Linked DNA regions of Homo sapiens: region 1 is linked to region 2. A link is an interaction called in ENCODE POLR2A ChIA-PET data of the cell type or tissue named here. Cell type or tissue: K562. All regions are shown on one strand. Links, peaks and the distances in the headings refer to the core of each region. The heading gives the core; the rest is flanking DNA. Region 1 has its middle 11 kb from the start of ZNF467. Region 2 has its middle 58 kb from the start of AOC1.

Region 1 (15,113 bases), core at 2,937-10,936, 1.1 Mb before region 2:
GCAGGCATTTGGGAAGTAGGTTTGCAGTGGGCCTGGAGAAGGGTGGAGCGTGTGAGATTAGGGTGGGGGGTGAGTGCGCGCTACGGTGGGCAGGACAGGGAGAGGCCCGAAGCCTGCTCCTTCTACCCAACCCCCGCTCCCAATCCCCGTGGTCTGCCCTCCCAACATTATTCTCACTTTGTATGTGGGGAAATTAAGGCCGGGGAAATGATGTGATTAGAGTAGCTGACAAAACTGAATGTCCCCAGGCCTCCCCAGGGTGGGACTGGGCTGAACGCTAACATCTCCTCCCCGTTTCCACCTGCTTGGTGGGTGCAGACCTCCAGAAACCCGGCCTGCCAAGTGGAACCGGACAGTGAGGACTTGTTGCCCAGGCTGGGGGGGCGCCCACTGCACTGAGGGTAAGCACCTGAGTGCGTTTGGGGACGCGGTACCTTCTGGGAGTCCTGGGCAGGGGATGCTAGCTCAGATCTGTGGTTTCAGGCAGAGAACCAGGGCTGGGCTGAGAGCTCCAGGCTACCCCATATTCACTGCCTGGGTCTGCCCCATCCTCCCCACCTACCGCAGCCCTTGCCAAAGCCAGTCCTGAAGGCCACTGCTTTGCCATGTGGCAGTGCCAGCTACAGGCAGGCTCAGCTAATGCCTCAGCAGGAAGCCTGGAGGAGTGCTGCGCCCGGCCCTGGGGACAAAGCTGGTGGGATGGCAGCTCCCAGGCCTGCCGCAGCTGCTCCAGCCGACACCTGCCAGGTGGGTCCACAGACTCCAGCCTGCCAGACAGGCACAGTCCTGGCCATCACCCCTTCCGCCTCCCCAGGCACTCCCATGTGGAGTTCTTGTGCTCTGGGCCCTTCTACAGGGCCCATACTGGCTCCCTGGCCCACTAGAGTGACCATGTCCTGTCTGCCTGCCTCCCGCTGTGCCGGGAGCCCTGTGTCCTCACCCTTCACCTCTGCCTCACACTCAGAGGCTCACAGTTGGTGTGTCTCTCCCAGGCAGTGCCTCTTCTCCAGCCCTCCTGCAGCCCCTGGCAGGGGCTGTGGGCCAGCTCTGGAGCCAGCACCAGCGTCCCTCGGCCACCTGTGCCTCCTGGTCGGGCTTCCACTACCGCACCTTTGATGGCCGCCACTATCACTTCCTGGGCCGCTGCACCTACCTGCTGGCGGGTGCTGCGGACTCCACCTGGGCTGTCCACCTAACACCCGGGGACCGCTGCCCCCAGCCTGGACACTGTCAGCGGGTGAGGGAGGGAGATGGGGCAGCCACAGGGAGGAGGCTGGACAGGGGAGGAAGAGAGCCCCAGCCCCCTTTTCCACTCTGCATCTCCTCAAGGTCCAGGTGACTATGGGACCCGAGGAGGTGCTGATCCAGGCTGGAAATGTGTCTGTGAAGGGGCAGCTGGTACCTGAAGGGCAGTCTTGGCTGCTCCACGGTGAGAGCACTGGGAGAGCAAGAGGCTGCCCAGGCCCCCACGTGCTCCTCTGACAGTCTCTCCACCCTCCAGGCAGGGTCAGAAAAGGAGCAGGGGGCTGTTTGGGAATGATCCCGCAGTGGGCCCCCAGTCATTGCTGTTGGGAGGCACTGAAGCGCAGATCCAGTGAGGGGCCGGGAGGAACCAGGCCTAGTCCCGACCCTCTGCAACTACCCCCACCAAACTCTCACAGCACCAGCTCAGACAAGTCCCTCTACCTAACTGCCCGAGCCTCAGTTTCCCCGCCAGCCTCAGAGGAGTGCTGTGAGGTAGCACTTTGGTGCTAAGCAATGGGAAGCTCTCCTAACAGAACCTTTGTCTTGGCTGGGCTGCAGGGTGAGGTGGGGGTGAGCTTCCTGCGTGTATGCCTGTGTGTGCATGGGTGCAGTGTGTGCATGTATGTGTGCATGCATGTGTGTGCACGTGCACGTGTGTTTCATAGTTCACTTGAAGTTTACTCTCTCCAGAGAGCGTCTGCAGCTTTCATGAGCTCCTCAAAGGGAGCTGTGATGGAAATCAATCACTCTGCTGTAAAGCATATACTTTTGGTATAAAGTGCAGAGCTCTCTAGAATGTGAGAATTGTGTGAGTTATTTCCCTTCTCCTTTCCATCCCTGGGTAGCTGAGCCCAGCTGTGGTAGTGGGAAGGGTGAGAATTGTGGCTGCAGGGGGCAAGTGACCTCTTTCTGTGCCCAGGGCTGAGCCTGCAATGGCTGGGGGACTGGCTGGTGCTGTCAGGAGGCCTGGGGGTCGTGGTGCGGCTGGACAGGACTGGCTCCATCTCCATCTCTGTGGACCACGAGCTCTGGGGACAGACACAAGGCCTCTGTGGGCTCTACAATGGCTGGCCAGAGGGTAAGTGGGGTGTGGTTTGTTGCTGGTGTAGCAGGGAAGGGAAGACCGGAGACCCTAGACCCAGCACCCCTGCCTCACCCCTTCTCAGATGACTTCATGGAGCCAGGCGGAGGGCTGGCCATGTTAGCAGCCACCTTTGGAAATTCCTGGAGGCTCCCTGGCTCGGAGGTGAGGCTGCCACTGGGGCCCCTCCCTCCCAGCTGCCTGCCCATTCCCAGCTTTTCAGGCTGGCTTCTGACTCCTGCACCTCCAAGCCCTTGTCCCAGTTTCATTGCTGGCCTGTTCCCTAGGACAGGGACTGGCCCTCTCCCAGATCCTCAGGGCAGAGGGCAGGCCTTGGGGTCCCACAGAAAGCCCGGCTGCCTGCTGTGAACTAGCCATCTGAGGCCAGCATTGGTGAACCAGTTAGTCATTTATCCCCACCACTGCAGCCCAGCGTGGGGCTGCCACCTCGCCTCTCTCCCCAGCCCCAGGATGTGGGCGGTGGGCCTGAAGGTGGGGCCCTGGTGCTGTGTGAGAGCAGGAGGCATTTTTCTGGGGTCCTGGTTAACGTCCCTCATCACTGCCACCTGACCTGATGGCCTTTGTCTGCAGTCTGGGTGTCTGGATGCAGTGGAGGTGGCCCAGGGCTGTGACAGCCCCCTGGGGCTCATAGACGCAGATGTAGAACCTGGCCACCTGCGGGCTGAAGCCCAGGACGTGTGCCATCAGCTGCTGGAAGGTCCATTCGGGCAGTGCCATGCCCAGGTATGGGTGGGGTAGGGGTGGTGTCTGGCACCCAAGGGAAGGTGATAGAGAAGTGTCAGCAAGCTGGTCTGGCCCTGCCTGTGGGTTACTTTGGGCCATCTGTCAAACCCCCACCTCTCCATCCTTGGCTTTATCTCTGGGAAATGGCCCGCTCATATATGTGATCTCTGAGGTTCCTTTTGGGGCTGATCCATTTGGTTATAAGTTATGGAGTGATGGAAGCAGGAGGTAGGGGGTGCTGGCTGTTTGCTGAGGGGCCGTCCTTTCCTGCAGGTTTCCCCTGCTGAGTACCACGAGGCCTGTCTCTTTGCCTACTGCGCAGGGGCCATGGCAGGCAGTGGGCAAGAGGGGCGGCAGCAGGCTGTTTGTGCCACCTTTGCCAGCTATGTCCAGGCCTGTGCCAGGCGGCACATCCACATTCGCTGGAGGAAGCCTGGCTTCTGCGGTACTGCTCGGGCCTCCCCCCGCTGCAGGATTGACTGAGGGGCTCCCCACCCTGTGGGATTGACTGGGGTCTGGCGGGGGACTACAGCTCACTCCTGTGCCCACAGAGCGCCTGTGCCCCGGGGGCCAGCTCTACTCCGACTGCGTCTCCCTCTGCCCACCCAGCTGCGAGGCGGTGGGTCAGGGAGAGGAGGAGTCCTGCAGGGAAGAGTGTGTGAGTGGCTGTGAGTGCCCGCGAGGCCTCTTCTGGAATGGCACCCTCTGTGTGCCTGCTGCCCACTGCCCCTGCTACTACTGCCGCCAGCGCTATGTACCCGGTGACACCGTGCGCCAGCTGTGTAACCCCTGGTGGGTCCTTGAGCCATGCTGGGGGTTGGTGGCCAGGTGGTGCCCTTGGATCCCTCCCTTCTCTTCAACCTGCTTCCCCTAAGCCTCCAGCCCATTCTGGGTCTTCCTCTCAGAGACTGGGACTGCTGCTGGCATGGCTGATGGCCTTGCTGGCTGACCTCTACCCCTTCAGCAGGAGGGGCTTCCACGGGAGGGGAGGAACAGGGGTTTTTGGGGGGTCACCTCCAGCTCAGGGGTCATCTCCACCCCCTCAGGGTGGAGCTGATGCCAGAGCTCACTGTCTCACCCATGTGCCCACAGCGTGTGCAGGGATGGCCGCTGGCACTGTGCCCAGGCACTGTGCCCCGCCGAGTGTGCAGTGGGTGGGGACGGGCACTACCTCACCTTCGATGGGCGGAGCTACTCCTTCTGGGGTGGTCAAGGTTGCCGCTACAGCCTGGTGCAGGTGGGCAGAGGACGGTCTGCTGGGGTGGCACTCTGCCACAGTAGGGGCCCTCCTAGAGGGCACAGTGGGGCTGACTGTAAGGAAACCCCTAAATAAATAAGCGAAACCCAGAGTCTTCCCAGGAAAGGCCAAGGGAGAACCAACACTGGGGGCATGGCTGTTACAGGCCTCGAGGCCTCCCGCTGGGTTCTCACCTCCTCCCCAGCTTCCCTGTGAAAGTCCCTCTGTCATCACCACTCAGCCCAGGGCCACTAACCAAAACCCATCTTCAGTCCTGTCTCTCACAGATGGGATGGGCTGAGTTTGTTATAGACTACTTCATGCAAAACAACCTCAGGGGAAATAAGAGGCCCTGCTCCCGCCCTAAACCTCCCCCAATGAAGTGAGCTCACTTCTCAAGTTCAGGTGCAGGCCACGATTTTCGCAATCATCTGGGGTCCCCTGAGTGATCTCTCCATTGAACTATTGGACCATTCCCACTCCTCTCATAAGTAGTGATGGGGTGAGGAGGTCCTGGGAGCACAGTCCTCACAGAGGCTGTGCCTGTCCATGGGGAGGGAAGAGGACAGCCATCTCCCCCAGCAAACACAGTCAAAGATGCATGTGTGTACACACACTCACACACACACAGGCTGCACACCAAAACACAGCAATCTGCATGTGAGCGCGCACATGTGCATGCAAACACACACACACACACACACACACACAGGCTACAAACCAACACAGAGATCTGCATGTGTACACACAGACACATACAGGCTATACACCAACACACAGAGACTTGTATGCATCCACACACATATACATGCACCCATGTACACACTTACAGACAGACACAGACATACACATGACACACACTCATGTATGTGCATGTAGATTTAGCATGTGTGTATACATGCACACAAACATGGGAGAACATACATATCCATAAGGAGGAAAGAGAGGAGTCATCTCACCCCAACATGCAGACACGCACTTACCTACACACACTCGTGAACATACAAACATGCACACACACCTCCACATGACACCTATGTGCACCTCCATGGCCCTGCACACACATACACACAGACATCCACGCATGCGGCCCATGGTGAGGACGAAGCCCCTTACCTGGCAGAGAGTCTGCCTGGCCGGAAGGTGGGCAGCTGCCTCCAGGTGCGTGCTGAAGGTGTTCTGTAGGGAAGGTCTCCAGAAGCCTCTCCGGAGAGGGTTGGCCCGCCGGGCCCCACTGAATTCCCCCTGCCCGCCCCAGGACTATGTGAAGGGACAGCTACTGATCCTACTGGAGCATGGGGCCTGCGACGCTGGGAGCTGCCTGCACGCCATCTCCGTCTCCCTGGAGGACACCCACATCCAGCTCAGGGACTCAGGTAGCCTCTGCTCTGCACTCTTGAGGCAGTCTCAGGCCTCCTGTCACTGCTCCTCCTCCACACTACCCTATGGCTTTGGAGTCCAAACACTCTTCCCCAGCCTCCTACACCTAAGCACACTGCCTCAACTTCCCCGGCCCTCTCATCTCTGAAGCAGACATACAGAGTCCTGAGGAGATGTTCCGAGGCATCTTCTGCCCCGTCCTGGGGTCAGATACAAGTCATGCAGCTATGAGAGCTTGAAAGGCCTTAAGGCATGACCAGACCGGGCAGGCCACTCAGCAGGGTCCCTCCAACCCTCCCCAACCAGCTCCTGGCTTGCCATCTAGCTCCTCCCACACACTGATCATGAGGGTGAGGGACTGGAAAATCTGTGTGCCAAGGGTAGTCCTTGGGCCGCAGGGGTAGGGAGCTCAGGTGGACACTCTAGTTGTCCCCAGCAGCCCATCCTGACATGGGACTTTCTACTTCCCATCCAAGCTCCTTCCCTTATCGCAGCCCTATCCTTCCACGTGCCCCACCCCCACCATCAGACCCCCTGTTCCAGGAGCTGTGCTGGTCAATGGGCAGGATGTGGGCTTGCCCTGGATTGGCGCTGAGGGCCTCAGTGTGCGCCGAGCTTCCTCTGCCTTTCTGCTGCTGCGCTGGCCTGGGGCCCAGGTGCTCTGGGGACTGTCTGACCCTGTAGCCTACATCACCCTGGACCCCCGCCATGCCCACCAGGTGTGCCAGTGAGGCGGCTGTGTGGGGGAGCAAGGGTGCGGTGGGACTGCATTCAGCTGTCTTACATGCGTGCTTGTGGCCCAGGTGCAGGGTCTGTGTGGCACCTTCACCCAGAACCAGCAGGACGACTTCCTGACACCAGCCGGAGATGTGGAAACTAGCATTGCTGCCTTTGCTAGCAAGTTCCAGGTGGCCGGCAAGGGAAGATGCCCCTCTGAGGACAGTGCCCTGCTGTCTCCCTGCACCACCCACTCCCAGCGCCACGCCTTCGCAGAGGCGGCCTGTGCCATCCTGCACAGCTCTGTCTTCCAGGTAGCTGGGTTGGGCTCCTCCCACATCTGTAAGATGGGCCGACACCTGCCCTGCCCTCCACCTGGGCTCTTGGGAGGATCAAGGGAGACCAGACAAGCCCAGAGGTGGTATTGGGGACCAAGGGGACGTAGACTCCGTGGAGGAGAAGTTGACCCATTTCCCCATCTCCTCCCAAGGAATGCCACAGGCTGGTGGACAAAGAGCCATTCTATCTGCGCTGCCTGGCAGCCGTGTGTGGCTGTGATCCCGGCAGTGACTGCCTGTGCCCGGTGCTGTCTGCCTATGCGCGTCGCTGTGCCCAGGAAGGTGCCTCACCTCCCTGGAGGAACCAGACCCTCTGCCGTAAGTTTGCTCAGCCCAGCCAACCCCACCCAGGCTCCTCCCCTCCTCCCTAGCCCATCCCCCTTCCAGGAATGGCTAGGGGCCCAGGGTGCATCTCTACCCTTGGCAGACTGCCGGGCTTTTCTTCCTGCAAAGGCACAGGGGGTGTGGGCTGTGGGGTTCCGAGGGGGTGGAGAGAGCCAGTGGTGGCTATGCCCCTGACCTGTGTGTGTCCCTGTGCCCAGCTGTTATGTGTCCTGGTGGCCAGGAGTACCGAGAGTGTGCCCCAGCATGCGGTCAACACTGCGGGAAACCAGAGGACTGTGGAGAGCTGGGCAGCTGTGTGGCTGGTTGTAACTGTCCTCTGGGGCTGCTGTGGGACCCTGAGGGCCAGTGTGTGCCCCCCAGCTTGTGCCCCTGCCAGCTCGGAGCCCGTCGCTATGCCCCTGGCAGTGCCACCATGAAGGAGTGCAACCGCTGGTGAGGGCAGCGACCTTTGGGGCAAGAGGAAGAATGTGGGGGTGAAGAGGTAGCTTGGGAGATAACGGGTGGGGTGCAGCCTTGTTGGTTGCAGCGTGCATGCTGGGGGTGACAGAGTGCTGATCACTTCCCCTCGGTCGTGGGGCACTTTAGGGTCCATAAAGCACTTTCGTGTGCATCATTTTATCTAGTTTTACTTTCCTATCATAACCTCATAAAGTAAGAAGTGGAAAAATTGTTCCCATTTTGCAGATGAGGAAACTGAGGCTCAGATAGGCTAAACAGCTTGCAGGGTCACACAGCTTGTTCACGAGAAGTGAAGTGAAGGCAGATTATGGATCTGCAGGCTTCAATGCAATCCCTCTCCTACCTGGGCTGGGAGTAGGGTGGTTCAATATCTCTGTCCTGCTCCAGAGCCTGGAGGATGGACCTATTGGAGCCGGGACAGAAAGGGTGACAATGTCTATCCCAGGCATGTCAGGGTGCTGGAAACAGCCCAACTCCCTGTGCTGATGACTGAGTGTTGGGAGCTGAGATGCTCAGGTCTCCAGCATCAGGGCTGGGTTTTCACTCAACGTGATGGGATCTGGACACCTGGGTACCCAGTGTCTGGGTTCCTGAGATTCTCACCAGGTCAGACCAGGTTCCTGGAAGCTCGGACTTGCCTCTTACTCCTTCTCAACCTCCTGCAGCATCTGCCAGGAAAGGGGCCTCTGGAATTGCACGGCTCGCCACTGCCCTTCACAGGGGCATTCTGCCCCAGGGAGCTTGTCTATGCCCCTGGTGCCTGTCTCCTCACCTGTGACAGCCCCAGCGCCAATCACTCCTGCCCTGCAGGCAGTACTGATGGCTGTGTCTGTCCACCAGGCACGGTGCTGCTGGTGAGTCCAAGAAGGAGCTGCGTGGGGGAACAGGATGGCCTTCCTTAAGCCAGGGCACTGCCCTGCTCCCCTCGCACCCCTACATGGTGCCCTTTGTCCCTGCCCTCTGCCCAGGACGAGCGCTGTGTGCCTCCTGACCTCTGTCCCTGCCGTCACAGTGGGCAGTGGTACCTGCCCAACGCCACCATCCAGGAAGACTGCAACGTTTGGTATGCCCAGCTGCCGTGACCTCTAACCCTTTGACCTTGTGGCCCATGGCTCCCCACACATCATCCTTCCCTCCACCAGAAGGGGTCGGGGTGGTGGGGGCTGGGGTATCCAGACTGGCCTGGGCCAAGGGAACCCTGCAGGACCCCACCACGCTGAGGGCTGCTGAGATTGCCTGGAACCTGGACCAGCTGCCTTCCCTGGATCCAGCCCCCAGGGCCCTATCCTCGGTGACTCTGTTTCCCCCACCTTGCCCATAGCGTGTGCCGGGGCCGGCAGTGGCACTGCACAGGCCAGCGGCGCAGTGGGCGGTGCCAGGCATCAGGCGCCCCCCACTATGTGACATTTGACGGACTGGCCTTCACCTATCCTGGGGCCTGCGAGTATCTGCTGGTGCGAGAGGCCAGTGGCCTATTCACAGTCTCTGCCCAGAACCTGCCCTGTGGGGCCAGCGGTCTCACCTGCACCAAAGCGCTGGCCGTGCGTCTGGAGGGCACTGTTGTGCACATGCTCAGAGGTGGCTGCAACATTGAAGGGTGACATTGCCAGGGAGGGGCACACCTGTATGGCTTCCCAGCTGTGCAAGGTGGGAGGGGGCGGGGTTCCCTGTGTCTGCTCACTGCTGGCCAGCTCCTTACTGGGCTTGGCTGCCCTCCATGCCATGGGGTTGGTGCCTCTCCTCTTGGTTGGGACTCAATACCAGAAGCCTCCCAGAAATTAAGTCCCAGAGAAGTCTAATGATGTGCCCAAGGTCACACAGGTAGAGAAGCAAAAGAAGGGCTGGACAGGGGAGCTAGAGAGCCTCATGAGGATCTGGAGGACCCTTTCCTCCAGGCTGGGCCTGAATGCCTTTCTTCCTCTACAGGCCGGGCAGTGACGGTGAATGGGGTGAGCGTGACGCCCCCCAAGGTCTACACAGGCCCTGGGCTGAGCCTGCGTCGTGCTGGCCTCTTCCTGCTGCTCTCGACCCACCTGGGCCTCACCCTGCTCTGGGATGGAGATCAGGCCCCTGCCCTCCCTCAACCATTGGACCTGTGCCCCGCCTTAGCACCATAGGGTTGAACTCACCCCAACTTCTTTCTCCCAACGCCTGACCCTCCCTCCTCCTGGTCTCCCTCCACTGAGCCCCTGACACCTCCACAGGGCAGATTTCCAGGCTGAGAGCTAAGCTGACAGCCAGGCTAGGACCCTGAGCTCTCACCTTACTTCCCTGCCTGGCTGGCACTTGCCCTGCCCCATGCCCAACCCAGTGCCACCCCTACCTCCCAGTCCATGCAAGAGGTCCGAGTTTCCAAATTAGGTTTTTGGCCAGGTGCAGTGGCTCACAACTGTAATCCCAGCACTTTGGGAGGCTGAGGCGAGCAGATCCCTTGAGCCCAGGGCTTTGAGACTAGCCTGGGTTGAACATGGCAAGACTCCCTGTCTACAAAAAATACAAAAATTAGCTGGGCACGGTGGTGCGCATCTGAAATCTCAGCTACCTGGGAGCTAAGATGGGAAGATTGCTTGAGCCTGGGACGTCAAGGCTGCAGTGAGCTGTGATCACCCCACTGCACTCTGCCTGGGCAATAGAGCGAGAAAAAAATTTTTTTTAAATTAGGTTTTCATAATTATCTTTTTCATCATTATGAAAGCAATCCTTCCACACCAAGGGAAACATTGAGAAAATACCAAGTTTTAGAAAGGCGAAATGAAAATAAATCTCCTAACTTCCCATCACCCATATAAGCAGTTGGCTTATATGTTATATCTAACTGCTTCTGTGGAACTGAGGGAAACCCAGATAACCCCCATATGGACTTGGCTCTGAGCCGCTGGGCCACCCTCCCAGCCTGCCGCCACCGAGGCTGGTGCTGCTGGGCCTCACAGTCCATCCTGGAGTCTGGTTTCCCAGAATCTGACCTGATGGAGAATTTCTCTCCCCCTCAGCCCTTGGCTTGGTGTTAGTTAGGAAAATAGGCTCCTAATTCCTACCTTGAGCCCCCTAAATATAGGTCTCTTCATTTATCATCACCAATCATCCCCCCACAAAAGAGGTAACCATACCCCCTGGTGGGGGTGGCACCTGGTGGTGGTAAAACAGACCCTGGGTCTTCTGGCCCAGATAAGGGCTGGTGAGGTCACTTTTAACCATGCTGCCACCAGGGACTCGGGTCCTGGTGCAACTGTCCCCTCAGTTCCGTGGTCGCGTGGCTGGGCTGTGTGGTGACTTTGATGGAGATGCCAGTAATGATCTGCGGAGCCGCCAGGGCGTCCTGGAGCCCACAGCTGAACTGGCTGCCCACTCCTGGCGCCTCAGCCCCCTCTGCCCTGAGCCAGGAGACCTGCCACACCCCTGCACGGTGAGTGCAGGCGGGAAAGCAGGAAGGGAGGTTCCCAGAGGCAGGGCTGGGGAGGGTGTCCGCTGGTCCACTGTGCTGGAGACGCCACCCTGTGCCTGCAGATGAACACACACCGGGCTGGTTGGGCTCGGGCCCGCTGTGGGGCGCTGCTGCAGCCGCTCTTCACATTATGCCACGCGGAGGTCCCCCCGCAGCAGCACTATGAGTGGTGCCTGTATGACGCCTGCGGGTAAGGAGAGGCCAACCTGGAGTGGGGTAGAGGTGGGGGTGCCGGGACTGAATGCTTCCTCCCACAGCTGCGACTCGGGGGGTGACTGTGAGTGCCTCTGCTCGGCCATTGCCACCTATGCAGATGAGTGTGCCCGGCATGGGCACCACGTGCGCTGGCGTAGCCAGGAGCTCTGCTGTGAGTGTGCCCCGCCCTCAGTCCCCAATGCTAAATCCTGCCACTGCCACAGGCTCAGCTTCTTGAAAGAGCTTCTCCTGTCCCACAAGACGGCCGTTCATTCATTCAAGGGCAAGCTGTGCATCGAGTGCTTACTCTGTGCCAGACACTTTTCTAGATAAGCCATATATGCAAGAACGGCTGCCGAGTAGAGCTGACATGGTACACGTCGGCCCGGGGGGTCTTGCCCAAGGTCTACACCAGACACCCTGTGCCCTCCATGGTGGTCACCTTGGCCAGCCAGCCTGGTGTGGTTGCATCCTTTTGCCCTTGTGCCTCAGTGATCCAAGGCTCTCTCCTCTCCACCCAGCCCTGCAGTGTGAAGGGGGACAGGTATATGAGGCCTGTGGCCCCACGTGTCCCCCCACCTGCCATGAGCAGCATCCTGAGCCCGGGTGGCACTGCCAGGTGGTGGCCTGTGTGGAGGGCTGCTTCTGCCCCGAGGGGACTCTGCTGCACGGTGTGTAGAGTGACAAAGGGCAGAGGGGAGGGGCACTGAGACTGGGAAGGGGCCACTGTGCCCTTTTGCTCTGAGCCCTGCACTCTGTGACCTCAGGAGGAGCCTGCTTGGAGCCAGCTTCCTGCCCCTGTGAGTGGGGCCGCAACTCCTTCCCGCCGGGGTCTGTGCTGCAAAAGGACTGCGGGAACTGGTGAGTGGGGAGGTCATCTTGGGGGGGACCTATTGAAGGAGCACTGGGCCAAGCCCAGCCTGTGGCTGATCCCAGGACGCTGTGTGCTCAGCACGTGCCAGGAAGGTCAATGGCATTGTGGGGGTGACGGTGGCCACTGTGAGGAGCTTGTGCCTGCCTGTGCAGAGGGAGAGGCCCTGTGCCAAGAGAATGGGCACTGTGTGCCCCATGGGTGGCTTTGTGACAACCAGGACGACTGTGGCGATGGCTCTGATGAGGAGGGTGAGTGTCTTTGCCCATGCGTGGAAGCGACAGGGTTGGTCAGTCCTTGCACATGTAACTGAATTTCCTGGGGCCAAGGCAGCTGTCCTGGAGTGGCTTCTTTAGCTGCTGCTCCCATTGCCAGGGGCTGCCTGTGGCCTGGAGGGATGAGGGGAAGGGAGGGTGTTCTGGTCCCTCTGGGGTTCAGGGCTTCTCTGGGCCCCTACAGCAGCGTCCTGAGCCTGCCTGTTTGCCCCATGCTAGGTTGTGCCGCCCCAGGCTGTGGGGAGGGGCAGATGACTTGCAGCTCCGGCCACTGCCTGCCCCTGGCCCTGCTCTGTGACCGCCAGGATGACTGTGGAGATGGCACGGATGAGCCGAGCTATCCGTGCCCCCAGGGCTTGCTGGCCTGTGCCGATGGACGCTGCCTGCCGCCGGCCCTGCTCTGCGATGGGCATCCTGACTGTCTGGATGCCGCCGACGAGGAGTCCTGTCTGGGTGAGTTGTCCCTGCCCTGGACGCCAGCCCACCCAGCACTCCCTCCCGCAAGGCCCATCTCCTCAAGAGCCCCGACTTCACCTCCCCGCTCCTTTGCCAGGTTCCTGCTATGAAGTTGGTCCTGAGGGTGTGGGAGTTGGGGCACCCCAAACAGTAAGAGTACAGGGCAGTGCCCCAGAGCCAGTTCTTCTTTTCTGTGCAGGGCAGGTGACCTGCGTCCCCGGGGAGGTGTCCTGTGTTGATGGCACCTGCCTGGGGGCCATCCAGCTGTGTGACGGAGTCTGGGACTGCCCAGATGGAGCCGATGAGGGGCCGGGACACTGCCCCCTACCTTCTCTGCCCACACCTCCTGCCAGCACCTTGCCTGGCCCCTCCCCAGGCTCCCTGGACACTGCGTCAAGTCCCCTGGCCAGCGCCAGCCCTGGTGAGTCTCCTGGAGGGAAGAGGTGGGAAAGCTGGTGGCCAGAAGCCTGGGGGAGAGGGGCATGGAAGCCTCAGAGAGAGGCATTTGTGGCGCTGCTCTGGGATGGGAAGGAGCAGGGCGCAGTGGGAGACACCCGAAGACGCTGGAATGAATGAAGTGGAGGGCGTTTGAAAGAGTCTACACTCTTTCCTGGCGTTCAAGGCCTCCCTCCCAGCTGCAGGGAGTCTCATGGAAATTCTTGGCCCAGGGGAGAGCTTTGGGAAAACCAACCGGGCAGCAAAATGCAGAGGGATTGTTCTCGGGAAGGGGCTGCAGGTGGGTTAGGGCCAGGCCCAGGAAATGGCCAAGGGACTTGGACCAGGGAGGGGAGCAGCGGCGGAGGTGGAAGGACTGACCCGGGCGCGGTTGCGGGTGGGAGGGCGCTCGCCGGCAGAGGATCCAGCGCGGACGCTCCCTGCAGCGCCACCCTGCGGCCCCTTCGAGTTTCGGTGCGGCAGCGGCGAGTGCACCCCGCGGGGCTGGCGCTGCGACCAGGAGGAAGACTGCGCCGACGGCAGCGACGAGCGCGGCTGCGGAGGGCCCTGCGCGCCGCACCACGCGCCCTGCGCCCGCGGCCCTCACTGCGTGTCCCCCGAGCAGCTGTGCGACGGCGTGCGGCAGTGTCCCGACGGCTCGGACGAGGGCCCCGACGCCTGCGTTGAGGCTCCCGCGCCCCCGGCCATGCGCGGCCCCCCTGGCCAAGCCGGCGGGCCCACCTCTTCCCGAGCGCCATCCCCACCTTCGCCTCCTGAGGCACAGGTGGGCGCGGCAGCTAGAGTGATTTAGGTTTGGGGGCATCCGAGGCTGGGCCACGTTTGCGTTCCTTTGATCTTTTTCGTGAAACTTTATTTGAAAAGTTTTTACCCTCCCACCTAGGCCCAGGAGAGCGAAGAAAGGGGCTTTGTCTTTCCCCACACTTGGCCAAGAAGGGATAAGAGGGTGGGCAGAGGCTCTGCGGGGATGAGGAGTGTGTCTGTTTGGAGGGATCCCGCCCTCAGCATTTCCCCACCAGACCTGAGCAGACCCTCTGTGTCACTGCAAGCCAGCCCTTCAGGTCCTGTCTACCTCCCCCTATAGCGAGCTGTCCACAGGCCCCCCAGCTCCTCCCAGGCTGGCCTGTCTGGCCGCCTCCCACCCGCCTTTCTGCCCCTCTGCAGGGAGAGGGCAGGAAGGGACAGGAGCGGAGCAGGACACATCTCACAGTGCCCGCAGGCTCCACCCAGCTGCCTCTGTGCCCTGGCCTCTTTCCCTGTGGTGTGGCTCCGGGGCTGTGCCTGACCCCTGAGCAGCTCTGTGATGGGATCCCAGACTGTCCCCAGGGCGAGGACGAGCTGGACTGCGGTGAGGATGCTTTGTTCCCTGAGGGAGGCCCCGCTGGCTGGGCCCGGGACACAGCTCACACCCCCCGCTCACTGTGTTTTTTCTCCTCTTCTTTCCCAGGGGGGCTGCCAGCCCTGGGAGGCCCCAACAGGACAGGGCTTCCCTGCCCAGAATACACCTGCCCCAATGGCACCTGCATAGGCTTCCAGCTGGTGAGGGTGGGAGTGGGTGGAGGAGGCGGCAGTGCCATGTTGCCTCCCAGCACAAGAGCCCTGACCCCACTCCCTCCCCAGGTGTGTGATGGGCAGCCTGACTGTGGAAGGCCAGGGCAGGTGGGCCCCTCCCCAGAAGAGCAGGGTTGTGGGGCCTGGGGCCCCTGGAGCCCATGGGGGCCCTGCAGCCGGACGTGTGGGCCCTGGGGCCAGGGCCGGAGCCGCCGCTGCTCCCCACTCGGCCTCCTGGTGCTACAGAACTGCCCAGGGCCTGAGCACCAGTCTCAGGCCTGCTTCACGGCAGCCTGCCCAGGTGAGGGGCTGGGGTGGTGGGGC
Region 2 (15,113 bases), core at 3,110-11,109:
TGCAGTGGCGTGATCTCGGCTCACTGCAAGCTCTGCCTCCCAGGTTGACGCCATTCTCCTGCCTCAGCCCCCTGAGTAGCTGGGATTGCAGGCGCCCACCACCACGTCCGGCTAATTTTTTGTATTTTTAGTAGAGACGGGGTTTCACCGTGTTAGCCAGGATGGTCTCAATCTCCTGACCTCGTGATCCGCCCGCCTCTGCCTCCCAAAGTGCTGGGATTACAGGCGTGAGCCACCACGCCCGGCCTCTCTCCATCTCTCTCTCCATACCTCTCTCTCTCTTTCTCTGTCTCTATTTGTCCCTCTCTCTTCTCCCCCTCTCCCCTACCCCCCTAAGCCTACCGGGCGGGGGGCTCCCTGCTTCTTCCCATCCCACATCACCCCTCCTGGCTTTCTCAGCCCTCTTGTCCTGCAGATTTTGTGGCCTTCACACACTCGCCACATTCTTGTTCCACCGTGGCACTCAGGGTCTCCATGGCTACCTATGCCCAGAGCTAAACAAAGCGCTGGTGTAGCTGGGCTCCAGCCAGGGCCCAGGGTGGCAGGCCCAGGACCTCCAGGTGCGGGCACTGTTTCCGCTGAAGCGGCCGGGCCACCGCCAGCTCTCTTGGCAGCCTTGGCACTGCTGAGTCACACTGGGCTTTCTGTTTCCATAAAACATGTTTCAGAGATTTATGAGGTAATCATGTGCTCACTACAGAAAAATTCGAAAACACAAATATAAAGGATCTATTTCTCCTCGGTCTTTTACTTATGCAAATTTTAAAACAAACGTCGACTTAGTCTATATATAGCTTTTGCTTAACTTCTTATCAAGAGCATTTACCCTGCTCATAATGTGTGAATGATATTCGTTTATGGATTACAAATACAATAGCGGACAGTTATTACTCTGCTGAATACTTTTTGCTGGCTATTTTATTTAACAAACTACCACGTGGTTTCCCCAAGAACAGTTAGATTCCCCATTTCACAAATGTGGAAGCTGAGGTTTAGAGTGGTTGAATAAATTGTTCACAGTCACACAGCTAGTACATGGCAGGTCCCAACTTTGAGGCCAAATCACCTTGTTTCACAGCCAATGTCATTTCTCTCCATGACCCCTCCTGCCTGTGTACCACAGGTCACAGGTGTGCATGAGGTGTCTGTGTGTCACAGGAGGGCATCACCACTCTCCTCCACCTGGGCTGAGCTATGTCCCTCCAGGACAGTGGTGGAGGATGCTTCCCAGGAGGAGTGACATCCTGTTTGTAAGCCACCAGCTTGTAAGTCATGGAGTTGCCTGTGGTGGCATGGCGGAAGCCTGGCTGTGCTCTGTGGGCCAAGGGCATGAGGGACAGGCAGCCCTTCATGGCAAAGAGCCAAAGAGTAATTCAGAAAACTAGAATTTGAATAGAATCACCTCAACTTTTAAAGACGGCATACCAAAACCCCAAGCAAATATCACATCCAATGGAGAAACCTTAGAAACATCCCCATCTAGATTGGCAAGAAGATAAGGTGCCTGTTAGCATTGCTGCTATGTAACAAAGAGCCAGAGTCAGGGCCACTGTTATAAAACAAGAAAAGGAAATGGGAGGTGTAGAAGTCGGAAGGAGGAAAGAGATTAAAATGTTATTTGTGGACTATATGAAAATTTACATAGAAATTTCAACTAATTATTAAAACTAATAACAGGGTTGCTGGATGGATGTAAAGTCAACTTACAAAGACCAATAACACTTTGTCTATACCACATTAACCACCTATAATATATAGGAGAAAATAAGACATATATACATATAAGAAAATAGGATACCTTTCATAACAGCAACACAACCTATAAAATGCCTGAAAAAAAATATACTAGTCCTCTGTAAAGGAAATTTTTACCCTCTAATAAAGGAGATAAAAGTGGATCTAAATAAACAGAATAATCTGTGTTGTTGGATTGGACAACTTAATATTAAAGTATCAATTCTACCCAATTATTACCACAATTGTCGTCCTAATCAAACTCCAACTGTCCTTTTTTAGGAATGCAATACATTTATTCTAAAATTTATAAGGAAGAATAAAAGTTCCCAAATTACTACCATAATTTTTTTAAAGATGTTACAGGATCTCTGGGGTGTCGACTTTTCTGACTGGAAACCTCTGTGGCCACGGCGCCTTTGCCCGAGTTCTTGTCCTGTGTCCAGGAAGAATGAGGTACACAGACAAGTGATGGGTAAAGAAGAAGAGTTTTATTTAGTGTTAGAACAGCTCAGAGGAGTGGGTAGCTCCTTTCTATAGGCAGGTCCTCCGTTGAGTGTTCCTCTCTCAGCAGAGGAGGCCTGGAGAGGGTGGCTCCTGTCTGCAGGCAAGTCATTCGGAGGTCTCTGCAGGTCTCTGAAACTCTCAGCAGACAGGGTAGCTCCTCTCTGCACACTGGTCATCTCTGCAGCTCTCAGCAGAGAGGGTACTCCTCTCTGCAGCTCTCAGCGTAGAGGGTACTCCTCTCTGCAGCTGGTCGTCCTGTCCCATCATCTCTCTGCCCTCTTCATCTTCTGGCCATCCTCCATGCCTTAAGTCCGGCAGCCGCACTGTTCGCTTTTAACTGGCTGTCAGAGGCCCGGTATTTTTCTTTCATTTTGACTATTGTGGAGCTTAGGGACTCCGAAGAAAAGGACAGAAAGATTTGCTTTTACTCACCCTTCCACAGATCCCAGATGAGCCAAGAAGAATGTATCTCACCAGAAGGAAGATAACCCAAAAATCATAGTAATAAGAAGGTAAAGTGCTGGCATCATAAACCAAAATAGAGAACTTGGATATAGACCCACGTGTGTACAAGAACTTGGTTTATGGCAGAGAAGCCACCACAAGTCAGTGTAGAAAGAAGAACATGTGTAGCAAATGATTGCTGAGAAAACTAGCTCCTTAATAGGGGGTGGAGGGTGTTGGATTCCCACCACACCCATATGCAGAGGTGGGCTCCAGGTGAATTAAAGATCTCAATGTGAAAGATGTAACTATAAAGGCAATAGAAAAAATTACAATCATGTATTTGATACCTGGGGTTGGATTCAGGGAAGCTTTCATAAGAAAGACCTAAAAAGCACAAACTATAAGGCAAAACTTGATGTTTTCCCTATATAAAAATTAAGAATTTATATTCAAAACTGGATTTCCAAATGCAAAAGAATGAAACTGGACTCTTGTCTTACACCATACACAAAAATCAACTCAAAATGGATAAAAGATCTTAAAGGTAAGACCTGAAACCATAAAACTCCTAGAAGAAAACAAGCGGGAAAAAGTTTTCGACATTGGCCCTGGCAATGACTTTTTGGATACCACACCAAAACTCAGGCTACAAAAGCAAAAATAAATCAATGGGACCGCATCAAACTAAAAAGCTTCTGCACAGCAAAGCAAACAATCGACAACAAAAAAAAAGGCAACCAACAAATCAGAGAAAAATATTTGTAAACCATGTATCTAATAGGGAGTTAATATCGAAAATGCCTTTTAAAAACGCATACAACTCAACAGCAAAAACAACAAACAATCCACTTTAAAAATGGGCAAAGAACCTGAATAAACATTTCTCCAAAGAAGACATAGAAATGGCCAGCAGATATATGAAAGATGCCCGACATCACTAATGATCAGGTAAATGCAAATCAAAACCACTATGAGATACCACCTCACATCTGTCAAGGTGACCATTACCAAAAAGACTAGAGATTACAAGTGTTGGTGTTGGTGTGGAGAAAAGGGAACCTTCCTTGTACACTACTGGTGAGAATATAAGCTCGTTTAGCCATTATAGTAAACAATATAGAAGCTCCTCAAAAAAATTAAAAATAAAATTACCTTATAATCCAGCAATCCCATTACTGGCCATATACCCAAAGAAAATGAGATCACCACCTCATAAAGATATCTGCACTCCCAAGTTCATTGCAGCATTATTCACAATAGCCAAGATACAGAAACAGCCTAGATGTCTGTCAGTGGACAAATGGATAAAGAAACTATGGTATGTATACACAGTGGAATATTAATTAGGCTTTATAAAGGAGATCCTGCCATTTGACACAATGTAGACAGAGCTGGAGGACATTATGCTAACTGAAATAAGCCAGATACAGAAAGACAAATATAGTGGATCAAACTTATATGTGGAATCTTAAAAAAGAAAAAAAGAAAGAAAGGCAAATACACAGAGATAGAGAATAAAACAGTGGTTACCAGGAGTAAGGTGGGAGAAAGAAATGGGAAGATGTGAGTCAAAGTACACAGAATAGCAGATATGTAGGATGGACAAATCTAAAGATCCAGACATGAGGACTTTGGTTACTAATAGTGTATCACATTGGGAATTTTTGCTAAATGAGTATATTGTAACTACTCTTACCAAAAAAAAAGTGCTAATATAAGATGATGGATATGTTACTTTACTTCACTATAGTAATTATTTTACTATCTACATGGATCTCGTAACATCATGTTGTATGCCTTAAATATACACAATCAAATTTATTTTTTAAAAAATCTAATTGATACAACTCAGCACTCTGGAGGACCCACCATAGGTAAAAGTTAACTTATTATGACCATTCAGGGGCAAAAAGAATTTCTATTTAAGGGATACCGTAGACAAGGCCAGGTGCAGTTGTTCACACCTATAATCCCAGCACTTTGGGGGGCCAAGGTGGTTGGATTGCTTGAGCTCAGGAGTTTGAGACAACCTGGGCAACACTGCAAAACCCCGTCTCTACCAAAAATACAAAAATTAGCTGGGCATGGTGGCACATGCCTGTGGTCCCAACTACTGGAGAGTCTGGGAGGATCACTGGAGCCCAGGAAGTTGAAGTGTCAGTGAGCCATGTTTGTGCCACTGTGCTCCAGCCTGAGTGACATAGCAAGATCCTGTCTCAATCAATCAATCAATAAAGAATACCATAGACAAAACTAACATATGGAAGCCTGATTAGAAAAAGGCATTTGCAATGTCTAAAAGTGAGTAAGTATTAATGGCCGGCCACCATAGCTCATACCTGTTATCCTAGCACTTTGGGAGGCCAAAGCAAGAGAATCACTTGAGCTCAGGAGTTCAAGACCATCCTGGGCAACATAGTGAGACCTCGTTTCTATTTAAAAAAAAAAAAACTGACTAAGCATTAACAGAACATACAAGAAAGGAAAGCTAATAGAAAATTAAAATTACAGTGACAGAAACATTTAATCCCATCAGAATGGAAAACCTAGGAAAGTATATATAATTGGCATCTGTCATTCATGGCTCCCCAAAATCTTTTGTCTTTTTTTGTGACAGGGTCTCTCTCTGTCACTCAGGTTGGAATGCAATGGTGCAGTCACAGCTCACTGCAGTCTTGACTTCCTGGGCTCAAGCAATCCTCCCACCTCAGCCTCCCAAGTAGCTGGGAGTAGAGGGAGGTGCCACCACACCCAGCTAATTTATTTTTTGTAGACACAGGGTTTCACTATGTTTCCCAGGCTGGTCTTGAACTCCTGGGCTCAAGTGATCCTCTGGCATCAGCCTCCCAAGGTGGTAGGATTACAGGCATGAGCCACCATGCCTCCAGCCTTCCCAAAATCTTTTTTTTTTTTTTTTTTTGGAGACAGGGTCTCACTCTGTCACCCAGGCTGAAGTGTAGTGGCATGATCTTGGCTTACTACAACCTCTGCCTCCTGAGCTCAAGCAAGCCTCCCAGCTCAGCCTCCCGAGTAGCTGGGACTATGGGTGTGCACCACCATGCCCGGCTAATTTTTGTGTTTTCAGTAGAGATGGGGTTTCACCGTGTTGACCAGGCTGGTCTCAAACTCCTGGCCTCAAGTGATCCAGCTGCCTCAGCCTCCCAAAGTGCTGGGATTATAGGCGTGAACCATCACGCTCAGCCCCCCAAATCTTTTGAACACCTCTTCCCCAAGTGAACATTGCCTTCCTAACACTGGAGGGTGGGGAGGAGCCCACATTTTTGAGTCTCAGTTATTGTTAGGGAATGGACATGGGATTTAGGTTCCACTAACCACATATGGGCCCATGACACTTAGATTTAGACCTGAGTTATGTGGGGAAGAGGGAAAGTGCAGAGGTCCCATTGTGGTTGGTAGCAGAAGCCGTGCACTGTTGGAGCTGGCGGCTGATGGGGCTTCCTGCTCTAGAAACTCTTGACTGAGGCAGAGGCAAGGGGCTGGTCTGCGGTATCACACGGGAAGTCATTCTTGAAAGCTCATTCTTGAGTCTGTTTCTTCCAAGCTCCAAGATCCTATGATCTACTACAAACCCCGAATCAATCCTTTTCTTCTTAAACTGAGTAGAGGGGATTCTGCAGCTAATAACCTTATCAACAGATTTGCTCCTACCAGGTGTTAATGAGAATTCACTTATTCAACAAATATTTACTGTATGACTTCCAGGGAGACAAAATCTTTTTTCACTAGGAGCTTCTAAGTTTGTGGAGACAGACAATAAAGAAATAAACGTGTGGGGTGTGTGTGTGTGTGGTGTGTGTGTGGTGTGTGTGTGTGTGTGTGGTGTGTGTGTGGTGTGTGGTGTGTGTGTGGTGTGTGTGTGTGGTGTGTGTGTGTGTGTGGTGTGTGTGTGGTGTGTGTGGTGTGTGTGGTGTGTGTGGTGTGTGTGTGTGGTGTGTGTGTGGTGTGTGTGTGTGGTGTGTGTGGTGTGTGTGTGGTGTGTATGGTGTGTGTGTGGTGTGTGTGTGTGCGGTGTGTGTGTGCGGTGTGTGTGTGGTGTGTGTGGTGTGTGTGGTGTGTGTGTGTGGTGTGTGTGTGGTGTGTGGTGTGTGTGGTGTGTGTGTGGTGTGTGGTGTGTGTGTGGGTGTGTGTTGTGTGTGTGTGGTGTGTGGTGTGTGTGGTGTGTGTGTGGTGTGTGTGGTGTGTGTGTGGTGTGTGGTGTGTGTGTGTGGTGTGTGTGTGTGGTGTGTGTGTGGTGTGTGTGGGGTGTGTGTGGGGTGTGTGTGGGGTGTGTGTGGGGTGTGTGTGGTGTGTGTGTGCGGTGTGTGTGCGGTGTGTGTGGTGTGTGTGTGGTGTGTGTGTGGTGTGTGTGTGGTGTGTGTGTGTAGTGTGTGTGTGGTGTGTGGTGTGTGTGTGGTGTATGTGGTGTGTGTGTGTGGTGTGTGTGTGTGGTGTGTGGTGTGTGTGTGGTGTGTGTGGTGTGTTTGGTGTGTGTGTGGTGTGTGTGTGGTGTGTGTGTGGTGTGTGTGGTGTGTGTGTGGTGTGTGTGGTGTGTGTGTGGTGTGTGTGTATGGTGTGTGTGTGGTGTGTGTGGTGTATGTGTGGTGTGTGTGGTGTGTGTGTCGTGTGTGTGGTGTGTGTGGTGTGTGTGTGGTGTGTGTGTGGTGTGTGGTGTGTGTGGTGTGTGTGTGTGTGGTGTGTGTGTGTGGTGTGTGTGGTGTGTGTGTGTGGTGTGTGGTGTGTGTGTGTGTGTGTGTGTTTGAGAGATGTCAAGTGGTGGTACGGGCTATGGAGAAACATTTTAAAGCTCAGCAAATGAGGTCGCTATTTTATATGGATGGGTCAGGAAGTCTTTCACAAGGTGCCCTTGGAGCAGAAACCAGAAGGGATGAGGACAGCGTCATGGGGACACCTGGAGAGAGAGCATTTCTGCAGAAAAAAGGGCAGAGGTGAGAGAAGGCTCGCCTTGTTTTTGGACTGGCGAGGAGGCCAGTATAGTGGAATAGAGAGAGTGAAAGTTACATCGCTCCCACTCATCAGAAAATTCAACACACACACACACACACACATGCGCACACACACCTGCCATACATGCACACACACACCCTGCTATGTGCACACACATATGCACGTGCACACACACAGAGACATGTGCACACCCTGCCACACACACGTACGTGCACCCATGCACACACCCTGCCACACACAAGGGCCTGGGAGCTATCCTCCTACATATGTCTTAGGAAGTTGTGCACGTGCCTGAGCTCTTCAAACTAGATGTAGACAGGAACGAGCTCAAGGCGCAGAGGAAACCTTGGGGGCCATCAGCCCTTTACAGGAGGAGAAACAAGAAGCCAACAAAGGCGACCTGGAAGAATGGTCGGTGCAGAGAAGAGGAAGGGAATGGAAGTCAGCTTGCAAGTCAGGCGGCCACTGACTGCTCTCGTGAAGCTGGAGGAGGTGGCAGTGGAAGACGTCGAAGCCTGGAGAGAACACAGATTCCAGGTCCAGGGGGGCGGTCAGTGGTGTGTTTTCAAGACAGTGCAGGAGCTGAGCCAGGCTGTGCATGAAAGAGCGCACGTGTGAGAAGCGGAGAGGGTTGTGTGTCTGTCAGGAAATCTGGTGAGAACTGGGATGGAGCCCAGGGCAAGCTTCTCATGGTAAGGGGGGCACTCATGAAGGGAGCTTCTTCGTTACTCGAGAAGCTGAATAATTAACATATCTAAAGGGACAAAGCGCCATGAACCAGAGGATGTGGGAAGATTTGGAATCCAATCTCCCTTTCCTCTTATCCAGGAGGAAAGGAAGAAAGGGTTGACCTGCCAGGGACACTTGAGCCACCCTGCAGAAGTGGCAGGCTGGGGGATGGCCGCTGCCCATTTGCTAATTACAACACTTCCTCCACCTGTGAATGTGTGGACTTCGAAAACCATCACTAAATAGACCAGTACTCCAAGGCCTAGGAGAGCCTGATCCCACGAGATACTTAATGCATTTTGTTAATGTAACAAATGAATACAATGGGCACAGAATGTTCTTCAGCCTCATGTCTTACATTGTTTCATTAGAAAACGTTGAGTGCTGGCTACTGTACGGTATCTCTGTTACAAGACAGAGGGAGCCAGCTTGGCAATTCCCCTAATGAGGACAGGGACACTGAGATCCATTGTGATTGCTGTCAATCAACTTGGGCGAAAAGAAGGGGTGCAGCTCACCTTGGAGGAGAAAAGCGGGACTGGGTTACAGCCACAGAGTCCCTGTGGATGACCGACCCTCCCCCTAAGTTGGGGAGGAGGAGGACATGGAGAGCTGGGTACAAACAAGTTCACTGTACAGAGAGCACCCTGCAAAAGGGTGGCTGAACGCACTGGAGGCGATGTCTCGGCACCCACTCAGGGCCCTTTCTATTGGAAAATAAAAGGATTTTGTAAAGAAAATCCATTCTGACTAGTGCTTTTCTTGGAAAGCGAAACCTTTTGCAGAGTGCCTTATACACTGAGCTCAAATTTAGCCTAATTTGGATCTTCAAAGAAGGAAATCTCCCTGAGAGTGGTTCCAGAAAGGTAGGACTGGGGGCTTAAGAAGTGGGATAGGAATTAGAATAGCTGTCATGGGGCATGTGTCAGGGCAACGGCAGTGATTGAACTACTGATGAGCTGTCTCGGGTCGTTTTGAACCAGAGAGCACAGACATGTAGAAGAAGTCAGCAAAGCTGAGACCATCTCCAGAAACATCCCACAGTGCAGGAGCGGGGACCTCACAGCAGGAAGCAGCTCAGGCCAGGGAGTGAGAGACCCTCATGCTTGCATCCCTCTGAGCCAGCAAACCCACTCCCAGAGATGTTCCTCGGGAGGCGATCAGGAGGTTCTCAAAGACATTCTCCCAAGACCCTGCACGGCAGCTCTACACATAATACCAGAAATTCAATACCCACTGAGGATAGATCGGCTAAATTACAGTATAATAGATTAAATAATAGTATTTAAGTGTGAAAAGAGCTAACATTAATAATGGAGATATTTTTTCAATCAGACAACATTCAGAAGGGATTTTCTTAACAAAATCACTAGAAAGAGGTTCACAAAACACTGCTGAGTGAATAGCAAGTTTCAAAATGCAATCCTATATATGTTTTTAAAAATGCATTACCTATATCGACTAGACCCACAGATATCTCTGAGGATATTCACCACTGTGTAAACAGTGGTTATCTCTGGGTGGTAGGCTTAAGGAAGTTTTTTTCTTTATTCTTTAAAATTCACTGATTCATCTGAATTTTCACTAAGTATGTGAGTTATATTTATGACCAGAAAAACACTGAGAAGTATCCAAGGGGAAGACCACCAAGGACCTCGCAGACGCATCACCTTGTGCACTGACTACATTGTAGGGTCCTGTCTCAGCTCTGCTAGCCCAGAAACTCTGCTTAGCACCTGCATCAGTGAAGACCACCACCAACTCTGGCTTAAACAGACAGGAGCTTATTTTCTACAATGTCCAGAACAAGGCAAGTGGGGGCTGGGGCAGCTTCTCATGGATGTCACCAAGGAGCCACAGCCCCTCTCTCTCTCCTTCCTCTGATATCCTTGAGTGTAGCTTTTGTCTTCATTGTCACAAAATCGCCGCTGCACTTCCAAGCCTCACAATCATGTTCTAGGTAGAAAGAAATGGGAAGGGCAAAAAGGTTTTCTCCAGCAGGGCTTTACCTTTGTTATCGTGAAAAAGGATACACTCCCTATAAACTTCCGCCCACGTTGCATTGGCCAGAACTGTGGCACACAGCTCCCCTGAGCTTCAGGAGGGTCTGGAGGGTGAGTATTTTAGCTGGCATGTGGATTCTACTAACAGGGAAGAATGGAAAATAGATAACAGTGGCAACTGTCAGTGGTGCACAGCCTCCCTGGGGAATCGTTCTAGCAGAGAATGGTTCCTGCCCGCAATAGACTGATAGATGAACCAGGGTCCAGTGGATTCGTTCCCACTCCAACCACCAGAATGACCTTCCCACCAGAACACTGTCTTTCCCAGGATCAGAGAACTGGTACGTAAAATTGTTAAACTAAACATTGCCTGTGAACATGGAATTTGGTCCATGGCAGGTGCTAATATTGGAGGGCATCTCCCCAACGCTATGATATGGCCTGATGACTCTCCCTGCCCGAGACATCAGCGCTCCAGCATCCTGGATGCTCACAACACTCAAATTCCATGTCCCCCGGACAGTGCTGGGCAGACACCGTCAACATCCATCTCTCGGACTCCCCATTTTGTGGGTTGTCTATCCCCAAGTCGCCCTTCCTCTGCTCGCATTATTTATTTAGCTTTATTAAAGTCATGTCTGATTTACCTTTGGCCTAGAAGGCAACCTGTCTCCTGCCATTTGCATTGATTCTAGTAACCAAGCTCTCCTGGGGGCCTTTCTTTTGTCCCCACAGGGGCAGCCAAGTGTTAAGCTCTGCAGACTCATGAAGCCAGCGATGTTGGGCTAGTGAGGGCTCTCTCCCTGTGTCTTGCCAGCACCTCAAAATTCTATCCTCCCAGGAGTGGTTGCAGTGTTAAGGGCTGTTTTGCGCAGAGAAGAAAAGGTTGAGGGGACCCGAGCATTTGCCTAACATATCTGAGTCGTTGTCAGAGGCTGGGCTTATGGAGCAGCTGGAAGGAGAAGCAGGACCAACAGATGCAAGGCACTAGAAGACAGATTTCGCCTACAACAGGCACTGTCCAGCGAAGTCAAGCATGCTCTGTTCCTGGACAGGGGTCCATCCATCTGGGCTGTGGTGGAGGGGATTTTCATTTTGCATGGATTCAAAGGAACATTCCAGCAGTAAGGAAAGTACATTCACCACCACTCCAGGTTCAATCCCCCAGAGTTTTAAATTTCTCCCATCTTTTTCTGGTTTCCCTTCTCCTTCTGAGAAATTTAGACATCTTTTTTTAAAATGTCCTTACTGCCAGCCTCTCCATCACATTCCTGGTCCCAATCCAGACCTGAGTGTGGAAGTGTGAACCCCCTTTTCTAATAGGACATCTGAGGCCACCATGGGATTTGCTAAAGGAATTGTTATGGGGTTCTCATTCAAAGGAAAATGCAAAATGTTGTCATGTTTGTGGAGTAAAGAACTAAGATACGTGAGTCAGCCCGTCAGTCTCCCTCATGTTTCCTGGCCTCCCATGCATTTCAATGGGGCCATGAAACTGGCTCCAAGCAAAGCTCCAAGCTGGTGTGTCTCTTCGGTCACCACCTGGTAGCCACTCTCCACATGGCAGCCACTACAGAGGCCGCCTGCTGAGAGGGCAGAGTCACAGGATGTGAGCCCCTCGACCTCTGTCATGGCAGGGAGGAGCACTGCCTGGGACCTTGCCCTAATGAGAAATAAACCACGGTTGAGGTTTATTTCTTAACCATGGTTAAGGTTTTGGAGTTGGCTTACTACAGCAGTGAGCATGGCTTAACCTAACTAAACACTTGCCAAGCTTTTCACATATCCTTTAAATTGCATGACCACATATGGGGAGATCCTGTCACTAACCACTTTACAGGTACAATAAATGAGGTCCTTTAAGCAATGACTCTGAGGTCACACAGCCAGCACATGTTGGAGCTCATATTTGAACCCAAGTCAATCCAACTCCAAGGCAAATGTTTTCCCCACTCTATACTAACTCCCTTTCTTCAAAGAGGATAGTCCCAAATTAATTCTGTTGACTGGGGATTCTTTTTCCTCCCCTAAACCCCATCTAGAGAACTCAACCCAAAAGAACTTCTTTATATGCTCAAAGCTCTCCTCTATACCTCGCTCCTGTCCACTCTGCAAGCCCCTCAGCCAAGAGACAGCTGGAGGAGCATCCTCCAGCTAGAGAAAACATGACCACACACCCAGGCCTAGGCCACGCACGCCCGGGCCCCTTGCTTCACCACACAGAAAGCTGGAGGCTGTTTCCCACAAATACAAGTTGACCTAGAGGACATGTAAGTCCCATTTTAATGTCCAAGTGCTAGAATTTCATGAAGTAGCTGAAAAGTTATGAGGGCTCAAGTGTAGCAACAACAGTGGGATGAACTGGGTCAATCAGGGAGGGAAGGACACCTGGATCTGAGAACGCTGATCAGGGAGGTGAAGGACAGGCTGGAGATGCAGGCAGTGCTGACCAGTGGGGAAATGCCAAGTCTGGGATCTCAGAAGCCTGATGCAGCTAAGGCCAAGACAGGATGGAGTTCAGGTATGTCTACAGCGAGGTGGAGATGGAGGGAGCCTGCAAGTTATGCTCACCATAATGTGTGTGCCCCAGGAATGGAGTGACGAGAAGTCAGGATCATCCAGGAGAGGGGGTAAGGCCAGAGGGCACCAGCCACACAGATTGTTGGGACTGTGTGTTGCAAGGGATGGCGTGCCTTTGAAGTGGAGTGGCAGAGGGTGGGGTGCGGGAGCGAGCGCAGGTCACAGTGCCTCCTGTCCTCCTAGAGTGGAGAGAAGTTGATTCTCTAAGAAGGGGAGAGAGCAGTTTGGATCCTATGGTGTGAGATGGCTTTCCCCTTACCTTCTTGGAAATTGCCCTGGACCATCGAGCAGAAAGGAAAACCAAAACACAGTGGCCATACCTGATGAAGCTAGGAGACAGATAGGTCTCTGAACAATATCCTCTCCAAATGGAGTGAAGACTGCGCATGCAGGATGAGAGGAGAGAGTCCTTGGCAGTGGTGGCTCAGGAGGATGAGGGTGCAGCCCAGAGAGAAAACCTGGGACTCCTCACTTCCAACAGTGGAGGCAGACCCCAGGGGGCCTCCCAAGACCGAATCGGATCCCAAGAAGCAGAGGCGGGTGAAGGTGCAGTCACACTGATGAGCGCTTTTTGTAGGAAGCAGTCTGTCCAGAGGACCCATGGAGATGCGCCACCCAAACCCTGCTTTGAGGAAGGACCTGTCCCACCTTCTGCAAGTGCCATCAGGGGCGACCTCGAGCTGTCAGCCTCGCCAGGGCTTCTTCAGCTGAGGACCACTGCTCATCCAGGTCACATCAGCTTGTGTGCAACCCATATCCAAAGACTAATGGAAGCAGAAGTATCAAAGTTCACCACATCTGCCCAACCCCAGACAACTCTCTTGTTCCTTTCGGCCCCGGACCTCCTCATGGGTGAGCAGAGGCTGTCAGGCTGCATCCCAGCCCAACAACTGCCTCTGCCCATTCCTGCTTCCCCTCCTCCCTTCCTCAGGCATTGACCCAAGGGCACATATAATAAGCATCCTAATCCAGACTGTGACCCCTGAGGCAGCAGAAGAGTGCCCCCGCCAAGATGTCCTCATTATAATCTCCAAAACCTGTGAACACGCTACTTTACTTGCCAAAAGGGACTTCGCAGGTATGATTAAATGAAGGATCTTGAGATGCTGAGATTAGCCTGGATTTTCCAGGTGGGCCCAATGTAATCACAAGGGTTCTTATGAGAGGCAGGAATGTCCAAGAGAGAGATCTGGAGATGCTGTGTTTATGCATTTGAAGATGGAGGACCAGGCCATAAGCTAAGGGATGTCGTTGACCTCCAGGCACTGAAAAAGACAAGGAAGTGGATTCTCCCCTAGAACCACCAGAAGGAACATAGCCCTGCAAACATCTTGACACCACTTTATATCTTACAGTTCTGGAGATCCAAAAGGGGTCATAAATCATTTTGCCCACTATGACCCCTTTTGGATCTACAGAACTGTAAGATATAAAGTTGTGTTATTTTAAGCCAAATGTGCATTGTTCTAAGTTTGCAGTGTTTGTTACTACAAATATGAAAGTAATACACACCCTAACGCAACAGCAGAAGAAAGACTTTGCATTGCAGACAGCTCTACACCTTCCTATCCCTGCTGAGCGGAGAAAAGAAAAAGTTTAAACAAATTCTGTTTTTTAAAATATATGTATAATTCACAGGTTCATTTGTGTCAGCCTAGAATGGCCCCGGCCCCTACCTCTTACGAACCTCCTGCAAATATCTGGTCCAAGAAAAACTTGTCTGCATCAAAGAAGGATAATATTTAGATCTATACACAATCTATACAAAAATATTATAGACTAAAAATGAGAGAAAAATGGCAGATAAAAAACACTTGTCAAAAATGTGTTGCAATGAACAGATGAAAAGCATATCCAAATATTTTGCCATGAATTTTTTAAACTTAAGTAACAGCTCAAGAAAGAGATGGTGAGAAAACAGAAGGATATGAAAAGAAAGCTGGCAAAACCCAGGAAAGAGTAGAATCAAAATTTAAATCATCACAAAAATGAAGACAAAACTGGAAGCAGCACGAGAAAGTACTTCGGAACCCAGAAGGGGGAAACGGATTAGACGGGCGAGCGAAATGAAAGGCAAACAAAGAGAGAAAGTGACAGCTATGAAGGAAGGCAGAGGAGCTGCAACTCCCACAAAATTGGAATGCACGA

What was found. ChIA-PET counts read pairs that join two places held together with the same protein. Peaks named below come from ENCODE experiments on the same cell type or tissue, not always from the same donor. Only the 100,000 strongest peaks of a DNase experiment are listed, where the experiment ranks them.
Region 1: POLR2A ChIA-PET joins it to region 2 with 5 read pairs; 1 of 35 experiments calls an interaction of 5 or more read pairs at or near these places.

Annotation. Positions count from the first base shown.
Region 1 is chr7:149,776,617-149,791,729 of GRCh38, forward strand. It overlaps the pseudogene SSPOP. Among named protein-coding and RNA genes, the nearest start is that of ZNF467, 11 kb to the left of the region's middle. RefSeq lists enhancers at 5,424-6,000, 6,578-7,154, 7,155-7,730, 8,917-9,416, 11,153-11,742 and 1 more and a silencer at 10,885-11,179. In K562, for the core only: CTCF peaks have their summits at 9,092 and 10,363; a DNase peak (open chromatin) is centred at 7,121.
Region 2 is chr7:150,903,226-150,918,338 of GRCh38, forward strand. No RefSeq gene overlaps it. Among named protein-coding and RNA genes, the nearest start is that of AOC1, 58 kb to the left of the region's middle. RefSeq lists an enhancer at 6,749-7,249. In K562, for the core only: no CTCF peak of the experiment used is centred there; DNase peaks (open chromatin) are centred at 7,556 and 8,136; H3K27me3 peaks cover 2,738 bases.